Regions from separate parts of the Homo sapiens genome. Here region 1 is linked to region 2. The links are chromatin loops, found by intact Hi-C in ENCODE. Cell type or tissue: CD14-positive monocyte. All regions are shown on one strand. Links, peaks and the distances in the headings refer to the core of each region. The heading gives the core; the rest is flanking DNA.

Region 1 (5,372 bases), core at 120-5,119, 94 kb after region 2:
CCCCAGGAAGAGATGCAGCTAGAGAGGGAGGGGCATCTAAAAGCCTTTTCAGTGTGCTCAGAGCTTCTCCCTGACACCGCACTCAGCAAGGGAAGGCTCCTTACAGCGAGCTGCAATTGAACCCTATCACCACACTTTTCCAACTTGGTTCTTCTGAAATCCATTGGTCTATCTTGAACTTTGAATGGGTCTTTTACCCAGGCATGATTCTGTGACATCCTGCAATGGTCACCTGAGAAAGTCCTGACACACTGAGAAGCTGGTGAGCACACAAAAGTCCAATTTTCAACTGAAAGCTCCAATTTTAATACTGCTAACACTGTCCGTTGTTCTCCTTGAAGCCACAGGCTCACTTTGTTCCTGCCAGGACCCGGATCTGCATTCCCTGGCATGTCTGCCAGTCTTTCTCATCAATGTGTGCTCCACGGAGAGCGCACAGGGTCAGCCGCAGCTCCAGCCTTGCACGTGCTGCCCCTTGAGGCCGCTGGACTTGGGTGCCGGCAGGGGCTCTACCCACGCTGCCACTCCACCACGCTGAGTACTGAGACACACACAGAAGCTCTGCTTTCTGGCTTTCCACAGTTTCAGTTACCTGCGTCTGAAAATACTAAATCGAAAATTCCAAAAATAATTCCTAAGTTTTAAATGATGTTCTGTGCTGAGCAGCGTGATGAAATCTTGTGCCGACCTCCTCTGCCCCACCTGGGACACGAATCATCCCTTTGTCCAGCAGATGCAAGCTGTCCACGACGCTAACTGCCCACTAGTCACTTAGCAGCCCTCTTGGCCAACAACCGTTGGGGGTACGGCGGTGCTGTGCTCACTGTGGCTCAGTGACCCAGGATCACTGGGGGCAGGTGACCTTCCTTCTGACGCATTGGCAGGAGGTCAAGGGGGGCCCAATGCTAAGTGGCAGGGCCTCCGTGTCATCATGCGAGCATATTTCATCCCACGTCATCAGATGGCTGAGTGGCTGAGTGCAGTAAAGTGAGCTCTTTTGAGAGATCACATTCACATTTTTATTACAATTGCTCTATTTTATGATTGGCTATTGTTGTTAATCTCTTACTGTGCGTAACTTATAAATTAAACTTTATCATAGGGATATGCTTATATAATCATGGAACTGTACACTTAAAATGGGTCAATTTCATGGCACATAAATATTACTTTAATAAAGTTTTTTAAAAAGAACTTACGAATAATAAAAATAAATAATACATCTGTACACAAGTGTAAGATTTAATTAAATTACAGTTCTTACTACTACAGCACAGACATGAAGTAAAGTGGCATTCGAAATGCCAGTGCATGGTGAATGCCTGGCTCAGCCTTACTGTTATTATAAATATAGTTTCGATTTGGGAGGCCAAGGCGGTCGGATCATTTGAGGTCAGGAGTTCGAGACCAGCCTGACCAACTGAAACACAAAATTTAGCCACTACTAAAATACAAAAATTAGCCAGGCATGGTGGCATGCGCCTGTAATCTCAGCTACTCGGGAGGCTGAGGCAGGAGAATCGTTTGAACCCGGGAGGTGGAGGTTGCAAGTGAGCTGAGATCACGCCATTGCACTCCAGCCTGGGCAACAGAGGGAGACTGTATCTCACAAAAGTAAAATAAAATGAAAGAAAAAGAAAAATAAATAAATATAGTTTTGACCTCAGGGTCCCCTGAAAGGGTCTCAAGGACTCCCAGGGGTTCACAGATGACACTCAGACCTGCTGCTTTAAACACAGTTTTGCAAGGATTCAAAACTGAGCAAAAGACATTTCTCCAAGAAGATACACAAATGACCTATTAAGCACATGAAAAAAGACACCCCACCACCCATCTTCAGGAAAGGCAGATCAAAACCCAGTAAGATATTACCTCCTACCCACTGAAATGGCTACTATCAAAAAAAAACAGAGAACAGAGTAATGGTGAGGACGTGGAGAAACTGGAAGCCCCCACACCACTGGTGGGAAAGTAAAATGGCACAGCCACTGTGGAAGACAGCTTGGCGGCTCCTCAAAACATGAAACATACAACCACCAGGTCATCAGCAACTCCACTGCCAGCGGCTCCGCAAAAGATGAAACACACAACCACCAGGTCATCAGCAACTCCGCTGCCAGCGGTTCCTCAAAAGATGAAACATACAACCACCAGGTCATCAGAAACTCCGCTGCCAGCGGTTCCTCAAAAGATGAAACACACAACCACCAGGTCATCAGCAACTCCACTGCCAGCGGTTCCTCAAAAGATGAAACACACAACCACCACGTCATCAGAAACTCCGCTGCCAGCAGTTCCACAAAAGATGAAACACACAACCACCAGGTCATCAGCAACTCCACTGCCAGGCACATGCGAAAGAGCTGAAAGCAGGGTCTGAAGAGATTTTTACGCCCACGTTCACAGCAGCTCTATTCACAATTGCCTAGAGGTGGAAACCACCCAAGTGTCCACCCACAGATGAGGGAAACACCCAATGCAGCTGCTCCACACTAACAAATATTGGTCAATCTTTTTTTTTTTTTTTGGAGACGGAGTCTCGTTCTGTTGCCCAGGCTGGAGTGCAGTGGTGTGATCTTGGCTCACTGCAACCTCCACCTACTGGGTTCAAGCGATTCTCCTGCTTTGGCCTCCCAAATAGCTGGAATTAGAGGTGTGCTCTACCACCCCCAGCTAATTTTGTATTTTTAGTAGAGACAGGGTTTCACCATGTTGAGCAGTCTGGTCTCGAACTCCTAACCTTGAGTGATCCACCCACCTCGGCCTCCCAAAGTGCTATGATTACAGGCATCAGCCACCGCACCTATTATTCAGTCTTAAAAAGACAGAAGGCCAGGTGCAGTGACTCACGCCTGTAATCCCAGCACTTTGGGAGGCCGAGGAGGGCAGATCACGAGGTCAGGAGATCGGGACCATCCTGGCTAACACAGTGAAACTCCGTCTCTACCAAAAACTACAAAAATTACCTGGGCGTGGTGGCGGGCGCCTGTAGTTCCAACTACTCAGGAGGCTGAGGCAGGAGAATGGCGTGAACCCAGGAGGCAGAGCTTGCAGTGAGCCGAGATGGTGCCACTGCACTCCAGCCTGGGTGACAGAGCAAGACTCCATCTCAAAAAAAAAAAAAAAAAGTATTCCACCACAATTTTAAAAAATTAGGGGGAGCACAGCCAAGGAGATCAGACCCAAAAAATGGACTGGGATGCTTGTTCACTGAGGGATAAATCAGAAGCCCAAAGTAGGGGCCGGGTGTGGTGGCTCACACCTGTAATCCCAGCACTCTGGGAGGCTGAGGTGAGCGGATCACCTGAGGTCAGGGGTTCGAGACCAGCCTGGCCAACATGATGAAACCCCATGTCTGCTAAAAATACAAAAATGAGTTGGGGGTGGTGGCAGATGCCTGTAATCGCAGCTACTCGGGAGTCTGAGACAGAAGAATAGCTTGAACCCAGGTGGAGGTTCCAACGAGCCGAGATCTCACCATTGCACTCCAGCCCGGGTGACAGAGCGAGACACTGTCTCAAAAAAAAAAAAAAAAGAAATAAAGAAACCCAAAGTGGGACACAGTTTAAAGAAGATGCTACTTACTCCTCTGTGGACAGAACTTTGTGTCCTGATGATCCAACACAGGCCCACGAGAGATAAAAACATCCCATGAAGAAGTACAGCTCCAGTTGTAGTGTATGTGCTGTGGAGCCGGGCAGGCGTACACAAAGCACTGATCTCTAAAATGTGAGCAAGGTGTGTTCCCAGTGCATTTTGCTGTCATTTGGTCACAAATCTCAATGTGTCCACTAAGCGATTAAATGATTAATCTCTATATCACAACGTGTCGGAGATAAAGCTAAGAGAGGCCTGAGCAGTGGCTCATGCCTGTCATCCCCATACTCTGGGAGGCTGAGGTGGAAGGATTGCTTGAGCCTAGTATTTGAGACCAGCCTGAGCAATATAGTGAGATCCCATCTCTACAAGTAATTTAAAAAAGAAAGATGAGCTCTTGCAATGTTGCCCAGGCTGGTCTCTAACTCCTGGGCTCAAGTGATCCTCCCCATTCAGCTTCCCAAAGTGCTAGGATTCCAGGTATGAGCTACCATGCCCAGCCACCGACTTTTTTCTAAGAAAAGAATTTTCTAATTGTGACACAATTCACATAACATAAAATACTCCCATTTAATGTGTACAATTCACTGGTTTGCAGTATATTCACAAAGTTGTGTAAGCATCACCACTAGCTAGTTCTAGAACATTCCATCACCCCAAAGAGGAAATCCTGTACTCACTAGCTATCACTCTCCACCCCCAGTCCAGGCAACGAGGAATCAATCTACTTTCCGTCTCTGTGGATCTGTGGCCTTCTGTGCTCCCTTCTGTCACTCAGCACGTCTTTAAGGCTCGTCCACATTGTGGCATGAGTCACAATCTACTTTCTGTCTCTGTGGATCTGTGGCCTTCCGTGCTCCCTTCTGTCACTCAGCACGTCTTCAAGGCTCGTCCACGTTGCGGCGTGAGTCACAATCTGCTTTCTGTCTCTGTGGACCTGTGGCCTTCTGTGCTCCCTTCTGTCACTCAGCACGTCTTCAAAGTTTGTCCACATTGTGGCATGAGCCAGTGCTTCATTCCCTTTATGGCCAAGTAGCATTCCACTGCATGGACAGGCCACACTTGTTTATCCATTCCTCACTTTTTGGGTACCTGGGTTGTTTCTCTTTGGTTACTGGAAATTATGCTGCTGTGAACATTAATGCACAAGCTTTCACATAAATGCACACGTCCGTTTCTCTTGGCTGCATACCTGCAGTGGAACTGCTGGGTCATACAGTGGGTACCCGGGAGCTTCTGAGGAACTGTTTCCTAAAGCAGCTGCACCGTTTTACCCTCTCACGAGCAGTGAATGAGGGCTCCAACATCTCCATATCCTTGCCAACACAACAAACTTCATTTTGTTTTTAAAATAACTTGTTGTTATTGGAGAGATCATAAACTGAAGAATTTCAATTTCATATAAACTGCAGGTAGGCAGAAACATTTAAGTCCAAATTTCTCATAACAAAGCAGCAGCAGAAGACATGATCTAGAAAACGGTAAGAATCAGCCACTTCCTCTGTACCGTATCACCTCACTCTACAGAATAAAAACACTTCTGAAATGAGTTATTGATAACACCTGATTAAGCCGCAAAAATGCTGCCTTATCTAGCTTCTGACTTTTTTTTTTTCAAGAGACTGAGTCTCACTGTCGCCCAGGCTGGAGTACAGTGGCACGATCATGGCACAACTGCAGCCTCAACTTCCCAGGCTCAAGTGATCTGCCCCTGTCAGCCCCCACCCCCCACGTAGCTGGGACTACACATGCGTGCCACCAAACCCTGCTAAGTT
Region 2 (5,372 bases), core at 95-5,094:
AAATAATTTTTTTTTTTTTTTTTGTAGAGACGGGGTCTCATGTTGTTTTTCAGGCTGGTCTCAAACTCCTGGGCTCAAGCAGTCCTCTTGTCTCAGCCTCCCACAGTGCTGGGATTACAGGCGTGAGCTGCTGAGCCCAGACTCACAGCCTAGTTTTTTTTCATTGGCAAAGTGGGGCTGATACTAGCCCAGCTTTTCACACCCTGGACGTGTGATGTGGGACGTGGGATGCTGGTGTGGCACGGCCCTCCTCCCTGCTGTCTGTCCCTCAGAGCTTCCATGGACTCACCACCCCCCACCTTCTCCACCCCCGGCCCACAGGGGGCAAAGGCCACCCAGCTCTGAGGTGGAAGCCCTGCTGGGGAGGCAGGCCGGCGGCACAGCCAGGGACACCCTGTGTGCACGCCAGCCCAGAGACGGCCCCACCTGGCCCCCAACGTTATGAAATGTCCATGTCAAAAGAGACCCAGACACTGGACACAGCGGCTCCCAGCTTTTTATGACCCTGAGGGCTCTACAGGACCACAAAGGAGGGAAACGGATTGCCCAGGTCACACGTGCAGCTGTTGCAGAATTCACGTGATTCACCGGTTTTATTAAACTTCCCATAACCATGTCTGACCCCCTGGGAATTCCAGAATTCCAGGCCAAGTCCTCCGTCCCCCAAAAAACAGCTTTCTGGAGGCACTGGACAAACTCCTAAAGGGCTGACTCCAGTGGGGGAAGCCTTCGGAGACTGCAGCCCATCCAGAAAGGACCACTGTCTCCAGGCCACCGGTCCCGGGCCTGTTCCAGAGCCGCCAGTAGGGCTGGTCACTAGGGTCAGCTTCGTTTCGCCTGGGCTCTCCCCATCAATCCTGTCCTGTGAGTTTGCAGAAGGGATGGGGAGGCGAGGCCAGGCCGCAGAGTGAGCGTCATTCTCCGCAGCAAGGGTTCTCCAAGGACCGCGCTCGGCCGACGCTTCCACATTCTGTGGAAGAGATTCTCGCTCGGTTTCCACACAGCTTTGAACTCTGCCCTTCACTCACGGCGAGTGGGTGGCCAGGCCCGACGGGTCGGTGTGTGACTCGGCGGCGCGCACGCCAGAGAATTCCCGTGGGGAGGACACCGGCGGCCACGCGCTCCCCGCCCCGTCCCGCCCGCGCACCTGTCCTGGGCGTGTTGCCCGAGACCCCGCCTCGCCCTCAGTTCCGCCCCCGTGGCCCCGCCCCACTCGCGCCGGGCGCTGGTTGGCGGAGGCGGCGCGCTATGCTAATGAGCCTGACCCCTTCAAGCGCCGGCGGACGCAGCAGTCCGGACCCAGGCGCGCCCCTCCCGCCCCAGCCCACCCCGGCCTGCCGCCCGGGAGGGGAACATGCCGCGCTCCTTCCTGGTGAAAACGCACTCCAGCCACAGGGTCCCCAACTACCGGCGGCTGGAGACGCAGAGAGGTACTGACTACCCGATCCCCGAGCCCCTGCCGGGACTCGACCCTGAGGGGCGGGAGAGAGAGAGAGGCCCCTGGGAGCGGGGGCTGGGGAGACACCTGTCCCAGGTGGGAGGAGAAGGAGCCAGCGCCTCTGCGCAGCGGCTGCGGCTGCAGGGAGGGAGGTGGCCCACGGGCGCCTCCACTTCAGGGCACTGAGCCCCGCCTCCGGCAGGGCGGGCGGGATTCTCTCCCAACTTGGAGAAGTTTTCTAAGTTTTCTAAGCCCCCAAGTCTCCCTGGAACTCACCCCTGATATACAGCCGCCCGTCCCAACCACTACAGCCCCAGCTAAAGGCACCCTGGAGTCATCTTCCTGGCGCACACGTTTGGGAGGGGTCGCGGGGTGGTGGGTGGGAGGGAAGGAGGGCCGTCTGGGGCGGCCCGGCTCAGGGACCCCCGGAGCATGCTGACTGGGGGTGTAAGCACAGGGGATGGTGAGAAGGACACATGGGCTCTTTCTGGTGCAAAGGCACTGCCCCTCCTGCATTCAGTTCAGGTGAGCCTCCGCCCGTGGTCTCCCTCCCTCCCCCACCTCCCTTCACCCCAGAAGCCCTCCTGCTCACCCCGGCAGGCTTGCCTGGGCAGGCTGGGCTAAAGGGCTGCAATCCTCCACACACCGGCTAGGCTGGGGAGATGGGTGCCCAGCAACCGGGCTGCCCGTTCATTCCCACTGCCTGCTAGGCTTAGGGACACGAGAGAAGAGGACTCTGTCCTTCAGAGGACAGCCTGCCACACGGGCGGTGAGAGCAGTCCCCACCTGGCTTGGCAGCTTCTTGGGACAAAGGCCCACTGAGGGGCGCCGGCGGACGCGGTGGTCGGGACTCACGCTCTGTGGCCGGTGGGGGAGAGCAGGAAGGGCGCTGTTGGGGCTGTGGCCCCCAGCAACACCGCCAAGAGGCCTTTATCCCAGCTCAGAACCCAGAGTTGGGGATGGGGGGGATCCCACCTGGACCCACACCCGAGGCCCGGGCTGCCACCAGGGGGTGCCAGCTAGGACCATGCTTTTCAAATGTGCATTTTGAAATCAGTTTCATCAGTCACCCCCAGCAATTTTGTAAAATAAAATAGAGCAGAAACTGCCGGAGTGCCTGGCTCATGGTGAAGGACACTGGCTTCTGTTATGTGTATGTGGATGCGCATGTGACTACACATGTGTGCGGAATTTACATGGGTAATAGTTGCAAGTTTCAAAGTGTTGCTTAGGGTCCATCCCAGTGTGCAAATCTGGGTAGCTGTGCTGGGCCCAGTGGGCAACTGTCGTGAGTAGCCGTGCTGCCCCGCAGTGCTCTCTGCTCCCCGCCCCCGCTCCCCTCCTCACTGTAGCCCCAGCTGCCTGGCTTTCTGACAGCCAGGGGGCCCTGGCAACTTTCTGCCAAGATGTTACCCCAGGATAGACCTGAGGTGCTGGGATTTGGGGCCCCTCAATCTCTCCTTTTAAATAAATGGCTCCTATGGCTCCCCAGGGAACCCCTGAAGCCAGCAAGGTACTTAAACAGTCTCTTCAGCTGGGTGTGGCGGCTCATGCCTGTAATCTCAGCACTTTGGGAGGTCGAGGACGGCAGATCACTTGAGGTCAGGAGTTCGAAACCAGCCAACATGGCGAAACCCCGTCCCTACTAAAAATACAGAAGTTACCCCGGTGTGCTGGCGGGTGCCTATAATCCCAGATACTCAGGAGGCTGAGGTAGGAGAATCACTTGAACCCGGGAGATGGAGGTTGCAGTGAGCCACGATCGCGCCCCTGCACTCCAACCTGGGCGACAGAGCGAGACTCTGTCTCAAAACAAAACAAAACAAAACAGTGTCTTCTCCCCAGGATCTGGACCGCAGCATGAATAAAAAGGCAAGCAAAACCCAGAGAGTATGGGGAAAGCATTTAAAATCCCAGCAGAAACACATGGTCAGCCTGACGGGGCGAGACTGTCTCTTGCCCCGTCCTGCCTCTGGGCTCAGCCACTGGGCCCACAAACAGGGTCCTGGCTCTGTGACAATACCTGGAGGCAGAAAGGTGGCCATGTCTTAGAGATGGAAAAAAGAAATGGTGACTTTTTCCTGCAGAGAGGCCCCAGCAAAGCCGGGAAACCTGGGGCTCCCCCAGTGCTGTCTCCCCAGAACTCTCTTGGACGCTGCCTCTTAGCCTGTCATTGCCGTCACTTCTGGGTGGACAGAAACCTGATGACTCTGTAATTAGGAAAACTGAGGGTGGGAGGAGGTCAGGTCAGGAGAGAGTGGCAGATGGGAGGCGTTCCTTTGAATCCCCTATTCCTCCTCATCCTCACAGCACTGGTTATTGTCAATTTTTTTCAGTTCTACTGGGTGTGAGCATCTCATTGTGATTGCGATTTGGGCTTCCCTGATGGCATTGAGCATCTTTGCATGTGTTCATTGGCCATTTGTGTATCGTCTTTGGAGAAATAGTTATTCAGATCCCTTGCCCAGGCCGGGCGCAGTGGCTCACACTTGTAATCCAGCACTTTGGGAGGCTGAGGTGGGCAGATCCCTTGAGGCCAGGAGTTTGAGACGAGTCTGGCCAATGTGGCAAAAACCCGCGTCTACTAAACATACAAAAATTAGCTGGGCATGGTGGCAGGTGTCTGTAATCCCAGCTATCAGGAGGCTGAGGCAGGAGAATTGTTTGAACCTGGGAGGCGGAGGTTGCAGTGAGCTGAGATCACGCCATTGCACTCCAGCCTGGGCGACAAGAGTGAGACTCCAGCTCAAAAAAAAAAAAAAAAAAAAAGGCCAGGCGCAGTGGCTTATGCCTGTAATCCCAGTACTTTGGGAGGCTGATGCAGGCGGATCACAAGGTCAAGAGTTCGAGACCAGCCTGGCCAACATGGTAAAACCCTGTCTCTACTAAGAATACAAAAATAAGCCAGGCGTGGTGGCGCATGCCTGTAATCCCAGCTACTTGGGAGGCTGAGGCAGGAGAATTGCTTGAACCAGGGAGGCAGAGGTTGCAATGAGCCCAGATCGTGCCATCGCACTCCAGCCTGGGTGACAGAGCGAGACTCCATCTGGGGGAAAAAAAAAATTAGCCAGGCATGGTGGCGCACACCTGTAGTCCCAGCTACTTGGGAGTCTGAGGCAGGAAAATCATTTGGACCTGGGAGGTGGAGGTTGCAGGTTGCAGTGAGCCGATTTCACGCCACTGCACTCCAGCCTGGGAGACAGAGCAAGACTCTGTCTCAAAAAAAAAAAAAAAAAAAGGGTGGGGGGCCAGGTGCGGTGGCTCACGCCTGTGATCCCAGCACTTTGGGAGGCCAAGGAGGGTGGATCACGAGGTCAGGAGATCGAGACCATTCTGGCTAACACAGTGAAATCCTGTCTCTACAAAAAAAATACAAAAAAATTAGCCGGGCGTGGTGGCAGGCGCCTGTACTCCCAGCTACGCAGGAGGCTGAGGCAGGAGAATCGCTTGAACCCAGGAGGTGGAGGTTACAGTGAACCGAGATCACGCCACTGCACTCCAGCCTGGCAACAGAGCGAGACTCCGTCTCTAAAAAAAAAAAAAAAAAAAAAAAAAAAAAATCCCTTGCCCATATTAAAATTGTATTATTTGTCTTTTTATTGTCGACTTGCTAACATCCTTTATATGTTCTAGTGTTCTAGATGCTATTCCTGATCAGAAGTCTGATTTGCAAATATTTTCTCCTATTCTATGGGTTGTCTGTCTCTACCCAAAGCCTCAGCATGGAGGTAGAAACAGAGCCAGAGATCCATTTTAACACATATAGAGTAAGAAAGGGATTGAGGGCTGTTGGGAGATTTTGGCTTTGGGGACATACAGAGTTTAACTCTTACCTGCAGACTAACCTGTTTATCTGGGGGCTGCTGCCCTTACATGGATCACCCATGTGGTGTGCAGTGTGCCAGCCCCCAGATAGAGGAAACACCGTCCTGGG

What was found. Peaks named below come from ENCODE experiments on the same cell type or tissue, not always from the same donor. Only the 100,000 strongest peaks of a DNase experiment are listed, where the experiment ranks them.
Region 1: it touches region 2 in a loop (2.1-fold over the local background); 2 of 110 quality-filtered maps call a loop at or near these places.

Annotation. Positions count from the first base shown.
Region 1 is chr16:88,588,728-88,594,099 of GRCh38, reverse strand. The region is part of intron 3 of ZC3H18 (zinc finger CCCH-type containing 18); the gene reads right to left. Among named protein-coding and RNA genes, the nearest start is that of ZC3H18, 21 kb to the right of the region's middle. RefSeq lists enhancers at 2,140-2,389, 4,285-4,579. In CD14-positive monocyte, for the core only: no CTCF peak of the experiment used is centred there; a DNase peak (open chromatin) is centred at 2,279; H3K27ac peaks cover 982 bases.
Region 2 is chr16:88,682,389-88,687,760 of GRCh38, reverse strand. SNAI3 (snail family transcriptional repressor 3) reads left to right here and starts at 1,254. Exons shown (of 3, transcript NM_178310.4): 1 at 1,254-1,430. The coding sequence starts at 1,355. It overlaps SNAI3-AS1 (SNAI3 antisense RNA 1), which reads right to left. Exons shown (of 4, transcript NR_024399.1): 4 at 575-970. RefSeq lists silencers at 974-1,433, 1,484-1,643 and an enhancer at 5,102-5,361. In CD14-positive monocyte, for the core only: CTCF peaks have their summits at 2,195 and 2,397 (motif pointing right); DNase peaks (open chromatin) are centred at 590, 1,070 and 2,520; H3K4me3 peaks cover 3,375 bases; H3K27ac peaks cover 2,104 bases.